3 separate regions of the Homo sapiens genome follow, and regions 1 and 3 are each linked to region 2. The links are chromatin contacts, found by Hi-C in ENCODE. All regions are on one chromosome and are shown on one strand. Each heading gives the region's core, a stretch centred on a gene start or an enhancer-like site at or near the end of the contact. The rest is flanking DNA. Distances are from core to core; before and after follow the strand shown. Region 1 holds the start of CCNJ (cyclin J). Region 2 holds the start of TM9SF3 (transmembrane 9 superfamily member 3). Region 3 holds the start of CC2D2B (coiled-coil and C2 domain containing 2B).

Region 1 (3,835 bases), core at 194-2,693, 540 kb before region 2:
TCTGTGCCCCATTTTTCTGAAAGTGTTCTTAAATAGGCCCTGGACAGTTATTTAGAAGCCAAATTATTATAAAGTTGTTTAATAGTCATGAAATGGAACCCAAGGATGTAGACACTATTTAAATGCCATTAAAAATGGCATGAAGCTTTTAGCCTGATGTGTCTACCTTCACTCTAGAGGACCCTGCAACTGAGAGACAGGCCAGGGCAGCCTTCTCCCTGGACTATGTCGGGTTAGGCCGGGATCTGCCAACTTCAGCTTCTGAGTTTCCCTTTTCTTGCCTTTGGTTCCTGCGGGCCTGCTCTCCTGGGTATAAGCATCGTCTATGGATAGGGTACGGCTCATATACATGTCTGCTGATGATCTTCAAATGAAGATGCCACCCAGAATCACATAAAATGTATTTATCACTTTGTAGTAGTTCTTTATCATCATGTATCTTTTTGGACAAAGGATTCAAAGTAAAAGGGGTGAAGTTTTAAAAATATTTACGTTTTACTATTAAGAGATTGATCTCCAGTCTCAGAAAAGTGGACAGTCTCACTGTCCTAGGGTTACCATCCACCTCTTTTGTGATAATCCACCAAAGAGGTTAAAATACAATTGATTAGGTTTCCTCTAATCACATTTCAGCCCCCATATCACCTCAATTGACGTCGGAGTGTTCTCACAGTTTTGCAGTTTCCTGATTTACGAGCACAGATGGTTAATTACATCCACCATGGGTTTGACAAGCAAGGTTACTAGAAGTAATCTTAAATGTCTTCATTCAAAGCTCTTGGGAATCCCTACAGCAACGAAAATAAGGAGGGGGAAGAGATTAATTAGGTTTCTAGAAGAAAGGTGGAGTTTGAGGTGGAACTTAAAAAAAGAGCATAATTTCACAGGAAAAAAAAAACGCTTCAGGGGCTGCAGAAACAGCTAAAGCACATTTGGAGGGCCTGATGATCCACGGAGCAGCCCCTGGGATGGAAGCGGTTGGTGCAACGTGAAGTAAGGTAAACCGAATCCATGCCGTGAAGACTTTTAAACGCCAAACTGAGGCGTCGGAACTTTGCTCCGCGGGCATCGAGGAGCCATCGAAGGTTCTCAGCAGGTGAGTGGCCTAACTGGATTGGTCACTGCAGTGATCCACCTTACAATTTCTCCGGCGCTCTCTGCCGACCTCAGCCGGCGATCAGGCCGGCTTCGCAGTAGGTGGCGGCTGAGCGCCCCGGCAACCGAAGCGCCAGGCCAGCCCAGGCCACGCCGCGCCGTGCGGGATGCTGACCGTACCCAGGCGGGAGCCGCCGCGCCGCCGCCTGGCGCTGCACCTGGGCCCGGCCCGGCCGCCAATTGGACGGCTCGGGGCGACCCCGCTGTATCGCGAGACGAGATTGGCAGCGGCGGGGCCTCAAGTGCCCCCGCGCTGGCTTTGTATGCGGAGCCGCCTGCCGGTCCTTTAACAATGGGCGGCGCGAGCGTCCAGGCGCTGGGCTCTAGCTGAGGCCGGCGCTTAGCGGCCCACTGTCCGCAGCATGAGCGGGGCCGGCGTCCGCCGCACGACGGCGGGGCTGGGGCTGTGAGGGCCGCGGTTCCGGGTAAGGGAGCCAGCGTGGGGCCGGGCGGCCCGGCAGGCCTGGGGTAGGCGTGGGGCAGCGGACCCTCCCGGGGTGAGGCGCAGAGCCTGGCTGGCCCGGCCTTTTGTTCCCCTTTCTGAGGCCGCGCGGAACGTGCGTTTCTCGGGGCTCCCGGGGAGGAGCAGGCTCCCGACGTCCATGCGGAGACCCGCGGCCAGGCAGACGCTCACCCCCGGGCTTTGCCATGGGAGCGTTTCCCCTCAGCGGGGCTATGAGCGTGTCACCTCTCCCCGCTCCTCAGGGAGGGCGGGAGAACTCCAGCCCCGGACGCAGGGAGCCCCAGCCGGGCCTCCCCCAGCTCTTCCCGAGCTCGCACCTGGCTCCGCGCTTTGGCAACTCAGGGCCCGAGTGGATCCCCTTTTGCCCGACACATAGTCGAGCAGTGAGTCTCAGAGTCCTTCGGCTCTTCCTGCGGGGGCAGACCCGGCTTCGCGTGTGGCGTTGGGGGAAACGACTCGGGTCGGGCTGGGTTGAGGAAGAGTCAAGTGAAGATGAGCAGCCACACCGGGTGGCCTGAGGTCACACCCCCCGGGGAGGGGGCGCAGAGGGTCGCGGGGGAGCCGGCAGTGACCGCGCCTGGGGTGTGTCTTACAGACTCGAGTTGCCGCGTCGGGCTGGGCGCGCCGCCGGGTCCCATGGAGCTGGAGGGGCAGTGGTGGCGAGGACAGCTGGCCGCCGATATTCACCAAGCGCTTCGCTACAAGGTAACTCCGAGGCCCGGCCTGCCTTCTCCTTCTGTGTGTCGCGCCAGTTGTTCTGAATCTCGGCTCTCTAGAAGGTCTAGTCAGGTTCTTTACTCACTATCTTCCGGGCCAGAAAAGGCGAGTTTGCTCATTTGCTCAAGGTTAATTAACTTCTTGGCTCCTTCTCTGGGATGTATCAAAAGAACCTGCAACCTGAATGAGTAGGGAGATGGTAGTTGGGCCAGGGAAGGTGGAAAGGGGCGTTCTGGCTTCCAGGTGGGTCATGAATTTGATCTTGTATTTTAAAAGATATATACACTGAATTTTTGTTGGGCAGAACAGCCCTCTTTGTTCGAGAGTTGCCGTTGCATGCAGCCAGTTTAAGTCGCTTTTGTACATAAATTCCTCAGCCTTTCCGCTAACTTGCCGTGAGACGTGGACAAGTGAAATTTCTGTTTCTTGATTTCCTCATCTGTAAAATGAGGAATAATGAGTGTGCCTTATGATTCTGGCGATTGTGAAACTTAAGTTAGTACCGTACATGTGCTTAGAAACTGCTCTTGGTATATAGTAAGCACTAAGTGATAACTTCTTATCACTTACCCCTCAGGATTTGGGCTGTTCAAAAGCCCTAAAGTGGAGGGAGTTGGCTGCCCCTTCCTGCTGATATCAAAGGCAGAAAGTAGACTTAATAGATATTGGAAAAAAATACTTTTCCAACACAAAGCAAAGTCTGTGTATTGTTGCTATTAAGTAACGGTTTTACTCTGCATGTGGCAAGGCAGATTAATGAGACATTTCTGCCTCTTCGATAACCAAAAGAGAGACCAGATCCAAAATGATCTCTAGCTTAACTCAGTTTCACCTTGGATAAAGAAAGCCATTTGTTAAATGTAGAAAATTGAGAAAGAAGCAAAACAGCTGACTTTCAATAAAAAGGATTCTGACTCTTGGGGTTGAGATCCTGGAATGATAATGAACTTTTATCTTGAGTTTCTGACCAGGTCAAGTAGATTGGAAAACCTAATTCTGACTTAAATTGTTACCCTTTTCTAGGCCTGAGATTTCTAAATGCTACTTAACTAATTCTGACATTCAGTCTCTTAGATTCACTAAAATACAGTTCAGCCCCCTAGGAGATGGTTTATACCACATAAAAATTCTAACTAATGGGATCTCTGGAGTGTTAGTTAGGAAAGAGTTGCAGTTTCTTGGAAAATTGTCCAGATACACTTTTGATCTTTTTTTTTTTTGGCAGATGTCATCTTTCAATGTGAAATGTTTTCTTTTTTAAAAAAATTAATATAGTTGCACATATTTTGAAAAGTGTTTTAAGTGTCAGCCTTTTTATCCCTCTGGTATGTAGTGAAATTAATTAGTTGATATTAAGAGTACTTTTTTTTTGAGTTGGAGTTTCACCTGACCTCAGGTGATCCACCTGCCTCGGCCTCCTAAAGTGCTGGGATTACAGGCATGAGCCACTGCGCCCAGCCAAGAGTATATTTTTTAATTGGCATGAAACTTAAAAGGTTT
Region 2 (3,750 bases), core at 1,050-3,549:
AGGCACGAGAATCGCTTGAGCCCGCAAGGCTGAGGTTGCAGTGATGTGAGACAGCACCACTGCACTCCAGCCTGGGCAACAGAGTGGGACTCTGTCTCAAAAATAAATAAATAAATAATAGGTATTTAATAATGGGTAACCAAGTAAGAGCAGTTCAATATAGACATGAAGTAATATGGATTCTAAATTTTTTGTCTAGCAACCATCTCATATATACCATATTATCTTTCGTGGCAGTCAACAAAAACCTTTTATCAAATATCTTATATGCAATTACTAGAATAAAAAACTGAAATAGTCCTAGCAATAAAACTGCATTGAAATTACACTTTTAATTTGTAAATTATTCTAAAGCCTTTATATACACCCAATTTGTAAAATTTTAATGGTTTCCCTAATCACAGCAGTGTAAGTCACAAGATTACAAGATTAAAAAGTAGAATACAGTACACTTTTGAGCTTATATGCCTGTATCACGGAACTACACATTGAGAGTTCTGAGTTTCATATGGTAACTTTTCCTAAGTGTTTTTTTAATTGGAAATATATTAGTAATAATATCATTAAACAGAAGGATGGATGCCCACTGAAAATTTAAAAATACTCAAAGACCCAAATCTATACATGGTCCCTGTATACTATGTGAAACAATAGCAGTTCTTAAACTTTGAGACAGCTTATCTGATGAAAGAACACAAAAGGAAATCGTTTTAAGCTGTTTAACCTCCCAACAAAATTATCTTAGGTGAAACACCACAAGTACAGTACAAAAACATGTCACCAATTCGAGATTTGTGTCTCTAAAGAAATACATACCTACACAGGTAAGAAGTTTCTGGCTGTGACCGAAGGTAGAACAGTCAAAAGTTTAGAGCTTTTATTAGCTAAAATAAGATCCCAGCTAGCCAAGGATCCAGCGAAAAGTTTTGTTGATTACAAATAAAATCGGATCCATTAAATAGGTAAGGACGACTGCTTCATTTCCTCACTTACCAGAAATGACATAAGACTCCCTCAGATCGTTCTGATTTAGTACAAACACAGTCTCTCATAGAAACTCCTATCATTAATGGTAAAGGTATAAAAAACAATTACTCGTCAAGCAAACTCTCAATTTACCTGACCTTCCTGCCTTGCTCAAGTCTACCACTCTGAAAACCACAGTTACAGCCCTAAGTGAAAGCCATTTGAAGAGTCGTTCACATGCACGTTTTGATGTGAGAATACCAATTAAACAAACTGCCAATCACCTTTAGGCCAAATGCAAAAGGGACTGTTTCTGGCCCTGACCTGAAGACTGGGAAACGTCAAGACCCTTTACTGTCAGAAGCTGCCTTAGTTAGAGACTATCGGGATGGGGGTCTCACTTAGGGGCTGGAAGGTGAGGAGAAAGTTACAAGAAAGGCCTAGGAATTGAACGCGTGTAGGTTGGGTGCACTTACAAGTAAGTATAAACTGCTCTTCAATTCAAGTTTATTAATGCTGCCCCACCCCAGGGTTTTAATCCGGTCTGGGCAGAAGCGGGCGATAAAAGCCAAAGGAGACCATAAAGTGTAGGATATTTCCTGGTTAGTGGCTGCCGGGTAATCACGATGCATCCATCTTCCTCGGCGTCGCAGCCCTCAGTAGCCAGAAGGCAGTCTCCTTCCCTGGGGGGCAAAAGCCCCGAGCCCAGCCTGCCCGTTGCCCCGCTCCCGCGGTGGATGAACCTCAACCCTTCCCAGGCTCCTTCCTGGCCCCAGGGTCCCAGGAACCCCGAGACCCTGGGGTGCGGCGCCACTGAGGCCCAGACCGGGGGAAGGAGACCCTGTCACTCGGGAGCGGAGCCCTGTCCCGGGAGCGCACGGAAATGCCTCCTCCACGCTCCCAAGGTTCCTGCTCCGCCAGGCCCAACCGGAAGGAGTCCTCGGGCCGCAGTGGGGCACCACCGGGCCGCCGGGCACTCCAGGCTGCGTGGGGCCTGCCTCAGTGGGCAACTGGGGAGCTAGCCCGGGGCGGCCGCGCCGGCCGGGGCGCCTCACCGTGTGTTCGTGCTCGTCCGCCCGGGTCCGGGGCAGCAGCAGCAGCAGCAGCCACAGCGCGGCGGCCGCCGCCACGCCAAGAGCGCCAGGCAGCGGCCTCATCCTCCGCGCCCCTCCGGCCCGGAGCCGGCTCACCGACTCCTCCTCCCGCCGCCGCCTCCTCCGCCGCCGCCGCCTCCGCCGCGGCCGATTCGCATCCACGGGGCGCGGACAGACGCACGGGGCCCGGCCCAGCCGCTGCCTCCTCTGCCGCCGCCGTCGCCGTCACCGCCCGCTCCTGAGCCTCCCCCGCCCCCCGCGCCTCCTCAGCCTCTTCCTCTGACTCAGCCACGTCATCCGGCCACCCCGGCACGCGCCGGAAGTGCCTCGCGACGCGGGGCCGCCACCGCCGCCGGGCCGAGGGAGGGCCCGGCAACCGCCGCCTGCGCGCCGGCTGCCCCTCGGCTCCTGGGAGCCGCGGCGCTACGGGCCTGCCGAGCACTCGGGCGGGCGCCGAGCAGGCTGGGCCCCGGCGCAGTGGCCTAGCCTGGACCGCAAGGCCGAAGCCGCCTCCGGGCCGCGTCCCGGTGTTTCGGGTTGTGTAACCTTGGCCAAAATGCTTAAGCTTTTTTCCTGGCTGCCAAATGGGGCCGATCGTCTGACCTGCTGCCTCCGGAACTTGAGGGATCAGATCAAATAACCCTTTCCTGGCGCTCGTCTGCCGCTGTGAATGAATCACGGGCTCCTGTAATCACCGTTAGGAGAGATTGTTAAACTCGTACAGGGTTGGATGTTTTAAAGTTACTGAATATTTACTGGACCCCTACTGTTCAATCAAGACATGCTAAGTTAGCTTGCCATTCTTGTTCATTTATGTGTTTACTTAACTATTTCTGGGTCTCCTCTTCCCAGTCATAAATATCTCTTGGAGTGTAAGCTCCTCGGAGCAGAGATCCTGTTTCCGTATTTCCTGTACCTAGAACAGTGCCAGATCCGTAGTAGACACTGAAACAAAAAATCTTTAAAAAAAAAAAAATATACGAATGTGGCACCACCATTTACACAGGCCACTAAGCCAAAAATCTCGAACTTGTCAGATTGTCTCTTCTCAGCCATCAGCAGTCAACAAGTTCTAGCATTTGGTCTCTTAAAAGTGGTTCAAGAGTTTATTTTTCCTCTCCTTCCTCTGCCAGTACCAACCAGTCTTCCGTATCACTATGTATTGCAAGAGTCTCACAAGAAGATATCCATCACTGACTGATCTTCCTCCCGTTTAACATCCCCAACAGGTGCCAGGGTGATGTTTTTTTTATTCTAAAAAGAAACCAGATTATATCGCTCACTCCCTTGCTTAAAACAGTTCTTCAATGTTAGGTAAATAAATCATGGAGTCACCACGAGGGCGTTCATCTGCCAGGCACTATTCTGAACGATATTGGCTCATTAAATTCTCACAGAAACCCTATGCAGCAGGTACGGTGAAAATGTTCCTGTTACAGATGAGGTAACTGAAGCACAGAGAGCTTGAGTGGCTTGCTGAAACACCAGACCCACTCAGTCTGGCTCCATAATAGGTCTTTTTGCTGGTAATGATTTACCAACTATACAGCCACTTTAAAAAAAGGAAATAGGTAAGTACTGGCATGGAATGATAACCAAGAGGTTCTGTTAAATTTTCAAGTTGAAGAAAATAAGAGTTTAACTTCATTTTATATGGCAATATGTTAGTCTGCCCATAGAAAACAATCTG
Region 3 (4,067 bases), core at 616-3,115, 680 kb before region 2:
CGGCTTTCGCTGTGGTGAATTGCTGGGAAAGCAGTGTCTCCAGCAGGCATGGCTTTCGCTGTGGTGAATTGCTGGGAAAGCAGTGTCTTCAGGAGACAGCCAGGTACCCAATATCACAAGGAGGAATGTTTTGTGAACAAGAAGATATAAAGACATAGAGGGGTGAGAACATGTGGTGTTTGGTTTTTTGTCCTTGCGATACTTTGCTGAGAATGATGGTTTCCAGCTTCATCCATGTCCCTACAAATGACATGAACTCATCATTTTTTATGGCTGCATAGTATTTCATATGAGAATTGAACAATGAGAACACCTGGACACAGGAAGGGGAACATCACACACCAGGGCCTGTTGTGGAATGGGGGGAGGGGGAGGGATAGCATTAGGAGATATACCTAATGTAAATGACGAGTTAATGGGTGCAGCACACCAACATGGCACATGTATACATATGTAACAAACCTGCACGTTGTGCGCATGTACCCTGGAACTTAAAGTATGATAAAATATATATATATATAAATTTAAAAAAAGATATAGAGGGGTTTACATATGAGGAGTCTAGAAAAAGAGTTTACAGTTTCCAGAAGAAGGCAGATAGTGAGACGATCAGCAGATGGAGAAGGTGTGGGAATGAGGCTGCGAGAAGGGATAAATTATCTGGGTTGTTACCAAGTATGACAGAGACTATAGACAGGGTGGGATTTACGGTCTCAAATGAAACTGTGCCAAGCTGTCAGAGACACTGGGACTCTATTTTGCTTACTAAGGTTAAACACTAGTATTACTTTTGGTCACCATACTATTAAAAAATAAAGACAATCCTACGAAACTTAGGCAATTAATATCAGAATAAAGAGGTCAATAATGTTTATTCTCTATTAACATGTACATTTAGAAAATAAAAGCAAAGCTTAAAAATGCATGGAAGTCTTACACAAGACGACTGTTGGGGCATAATGCCTGACACAGAACGCAGTTAAACACTGTGGAAAGCCTGAATGAGTGAAAGCATACAAACCACCACCGTGCGGCTCTCTACACTAGCAAGTTTCCGAAGTTCGCCCCAGCCGGTTTCCCTGAACAAGTTCCCAACCGCATCACGTTTAGTTTATCTCGTTATTTTAACTCGGAGCGAGGCAATGGGAAAAAGAAAAACAATGAGAGCCGTACTCTGTTTATTAAGCGATGAATGACGACACATGGGTGAGCGTGTCTGGCATGCCCTATTTAAGACTTTAAACATAGTACATTAGTACGCTAACAGCAAGCTCTGGAAATAAAAGGAACCGCTTGCATATTTAGGGGGCTCTTTTGTAAGCCACAAAGGAAATCACCTGAAGTCAAAGCTCCCCTCTTTTCCTAGCAAGGCAGGGACGACGGCAAAGAGAAAGTAGGTCCCGGGGCGCTGCAACCCGTGCAACTTGCCGGCTGGCGTCCCCCGGCCTCGCGCCTCCACGCCCTGCGCGGGCGACCGCTCTTGCCACAACGGCGCCCCGCAGCGTCCTCCCCGGGGACGCCCGCTCAGCCGGGAGCTCGCGGCCGGTACTCACCCGCTGGGTATACTCTTCTTCTTCACCAGGACGAGAGGGATGAGAGACCCACGCCCCAGGCAACCCCGCTCTCAGGCCTCCTCCAGAACAGACCCCAGGGTACGCTACAACTCACACGCTCACGGGCAGAGGCGAGGGGCGGGGGTGATAGACCCCGGCGGCGAACAGACTTGGCGCACCGAAGATTCCCAAAGGCGCGTGCTCCGCTCCCTCTGGGTCCTGGCAGGCCAGGGGCGGCAGCGCGCATGCTCCTGGGTCGCCGCTACTTGCAGCCCGCGGGCGCCGTAGGGCTGGCGCAGGGTGCGGTGGGGCGGTTGGTGATCATCCTAGCCTGCGGTAGATGGTGCGCCCTGCCTTCCCTGCCCAGACGTAAGAAAAGTGCACTGTCCGTCCAGGTGAATGTCGGGCTGCTGGTGAAGGTTTCTCTGATTCTTCCCTGTCAGACATTCCCGCACTTTTGTGGAGCTCTGCTGCATGGGCAGAACTAGCTGGGCTGGGATAACCGGAGCCGGGGCCGCGCAGGCCGCTGGGACTTGTAGTTCGGGGGCCTGGCCGACCGGTTTGTTAGCCAATTTGGGAATGAGTAGAATTGAAAATCACTCGAGAGCAGTGTTTGATTTGCAAGAAATACGGGTCGGCATATTATTAATTCAGTGCCTACTGTGTGTGCTGAACACCTTGCCTTAGTCCTGATCTTCACATTAGGATAAGCAGGAAGATGAACTTGGAAGGTAGAATGTAATGAACAAAAATTCGCATTATGAACTACAAATGCTGTTGGAGATCAAGAGACAGAGTTAGAAAAAACTTCCTGAAAGACGTGGAGTTTGAATCAGCCTTAGAAACACGGAATGCTATCCATTTGCGGGGAAGTTGTAAAAATTAAAGGTTGGAGATGCCAGGGAGAATAAACAAGAACTCCATCCAGCTATAGTTGAGGGGTTATGTTGGAGAGTGGTCAATGTTGGAGAGTGGTCACTGCGGCTTAGATGGGGAAGTGATGTGAGAGTTTTTTGGCTTCACTTTCAGAAAGGGCCTCCTGGTTGACTTTCTCTCTAATTGAGGCTATAAGTATAGACACAGAGATACATCTTCAGGTTTGAATAAAAAACATTACAGTACTTGTTTAGAGCTTCTGGGCCTCCTGGCCAGTGGTTGCTCTAAGAATTAATACATTTTTATAAATCTTGTAATTCACCTTTGAGTAGCAAAACTACGTTGCATGGTGTGTGTTAGATGTAAATTTTCAAAATATAATATGATAGTTTTTGTAACCTGTTTCCACATTAGTTTTCATGTACCAGAAGTCCCAAGATAGAGAAGTGGGCCCAAATCTTTCTTGATCTACAGGAGCAGGACATGATGACTTGGGAACTGGTCCTCAGAGCAGTGGGTGATTTAGTTTTGTTGCCTTTCGAAGACTTAAATAAATTCACAGATCAGAAAATCTTTTGTCACGCCGTTTGTTCCTAAGTTTTGATTTTGGAAAACAAGATAACAGTTAAGTTAATTTTTAAACTTGCCAGTTAATGCAATACATGGAAGTCATAATGTTTTTTGTAGAACACTGTGAAATACTGCTATATTCCTCTTAACTAAGTAAAGAATTGTTAAGTTAAATTCCACTTCTTCCATATCCTAATAACAATAAAGGGTAGCTGGTGCTATATATTTAATAGATTATTTTTACAAAATGCTATTGTTGCCTTAATTACATCATAACTGTGAATGAGACCTTAATTCTGGACATAGCATCCTAATTCAAATTAAGTCTGGAAGGCATCATTTAGGAAACATTGCTATAAGAGAGTTCAGAAAGGTGTCATCATACTATGTGACAATAGATGAACTGAGATAAAGATAAAATTGGATTTTGGTCTGAATTCAGATCTGCTAAGGAAGGAAAGTGCATTAATACATTTAGAAATATTTCTAACAAGAGCCAGGGGAAGATTAAAGGGAACCAATTTTCTGATTGGATCACAATTAAAGATATGTTACTATATACTAAGATATGCATTGTGTAACCATTTCCACATGCTAGAGGTTTTTCTGTGGTTTTATTTTGCTAGCACTCCTGAAACCAAATGGCCTGTGACAGAAGTAACCAAGGTGACTGAAAATTGTGCCAAAAAGAAGTCTGTGCTGATTCAGGGATCCACATAGTCTTGTGCCCGCAGAATTGATTTAGAAATTTGTTTAGGCAAAGCGCAGTGGCTCATGCCTATAATTCCAATGCTTTGAGAGGCTGAGGCAGGAGGATTGCTTGAGGCCAAGAGTTTGAGACCAGCCTGAGCAACACAGCGAGACCCTGTCTGTACCTAATAATAACAATAATAATAATTAGCCGAGCCTTAGAGACACATGCCTGTAGTCCTAGCTACTCAAGAGGTGGAAGCAGGTGGATCACTTGAGCCCAGGAGTTCAAGGCTGTAATGAGCTGTCATCATGCCACTGCACTTCAGCCTGGGTGAAAGAGTGAGACCCTGTCTCTAAAAAACAAACAGATAAACA

Evidence for each region. A loop is a pair of places that touch in the nucleus more often than their neighbours do. Pooled maps may share reads with other maps.
Region 1: a map of CD8-positive, alpha-beta T cell shows a loop between it and region 2 (4-fold over the local background). The contact joins the promoter of CCNJ here to the promoter of TM9SF3 in region 2. A Hi-C loop is called at or near these places in 4 of 168 maps with a recorded cell type or tissue (CD8-positive, alpha-beta T cell, chondrocyte, endothelial cell of umbilical vein and 1 more), 1 of 37 single-sample maps with no recorded cell type and 10 of 50 pooled maps.
Region 3: a loop to region 2 is called in a map of CD8-positive, alpha-beta T cell, with 6 times the contacts of the local background. The contact joins the promoter of CC2D2B here to the promoter of TM9SF3 in region 2. A Hi-C loop is called at or near these places in 2 of 168 maps with a recorded cell type or tissue (CD8-positive, alpha-beta T cell and naive thymus-derived CD4-positive, alpha-beta T cell) and 7 of 50 pooled maps.

The regions. Positions count from the first base shown.
Region 1 is chr10:96,042,140-96,045,974 of GRCh38, forward strand. CCNJ (cyclin J) reads left to right here and starts at 1,444. Exons shown (of 6, transcript NM_001134375.2): 1 at 1,444-1,580; 2 at 2,214-2,323. The coding sequence starts at 2,255. The region is part of intron 2 of ENTPD1-AS1 (ENTPD1 antisense RNA 1); the gene reads right to left. RefSeq lists silencers at 833-1,027, 1,155-1,724.
Region 2 is chr10:96,584,713-96,588,462 of GRCh38, forward strand. It overlaps TM9SF3 (transmembrane 9 superfamily member 3), which reads right to left and starts at 2,300. Exons shown (of 15, transcript NM_020123.4): 1 at 2,022-2,300. The coding sequence starts at 2,123. It overlaps LOC105378443 (a long non-coding RNA gene), which reads left to right and starts at 2,352. Exons shown (of 3, transcript XR_946220.4): 1 at 2,352-3,631. RefSeq lists a silencer at 1,960-2,529 and an enhancer at 3,408-3,467.
Region 3 is chr10:95,906,110-95,910,176 of GRCh38, forward strand. It overlaps CC2D2B (coiled-coil and C2 domain containing 2B), which reads left to right and starts at 1,866. Exons shown (of 35, transcript NM_001349008.3): 1 at 1,866-1,948. The region is part of intron 2 of ENTPD1-AS1 (ENTPD1 antisense RNA 1); the gene reads right to left. RefSeq lists enhancers at 1,893-2,082, 2,123-2,182.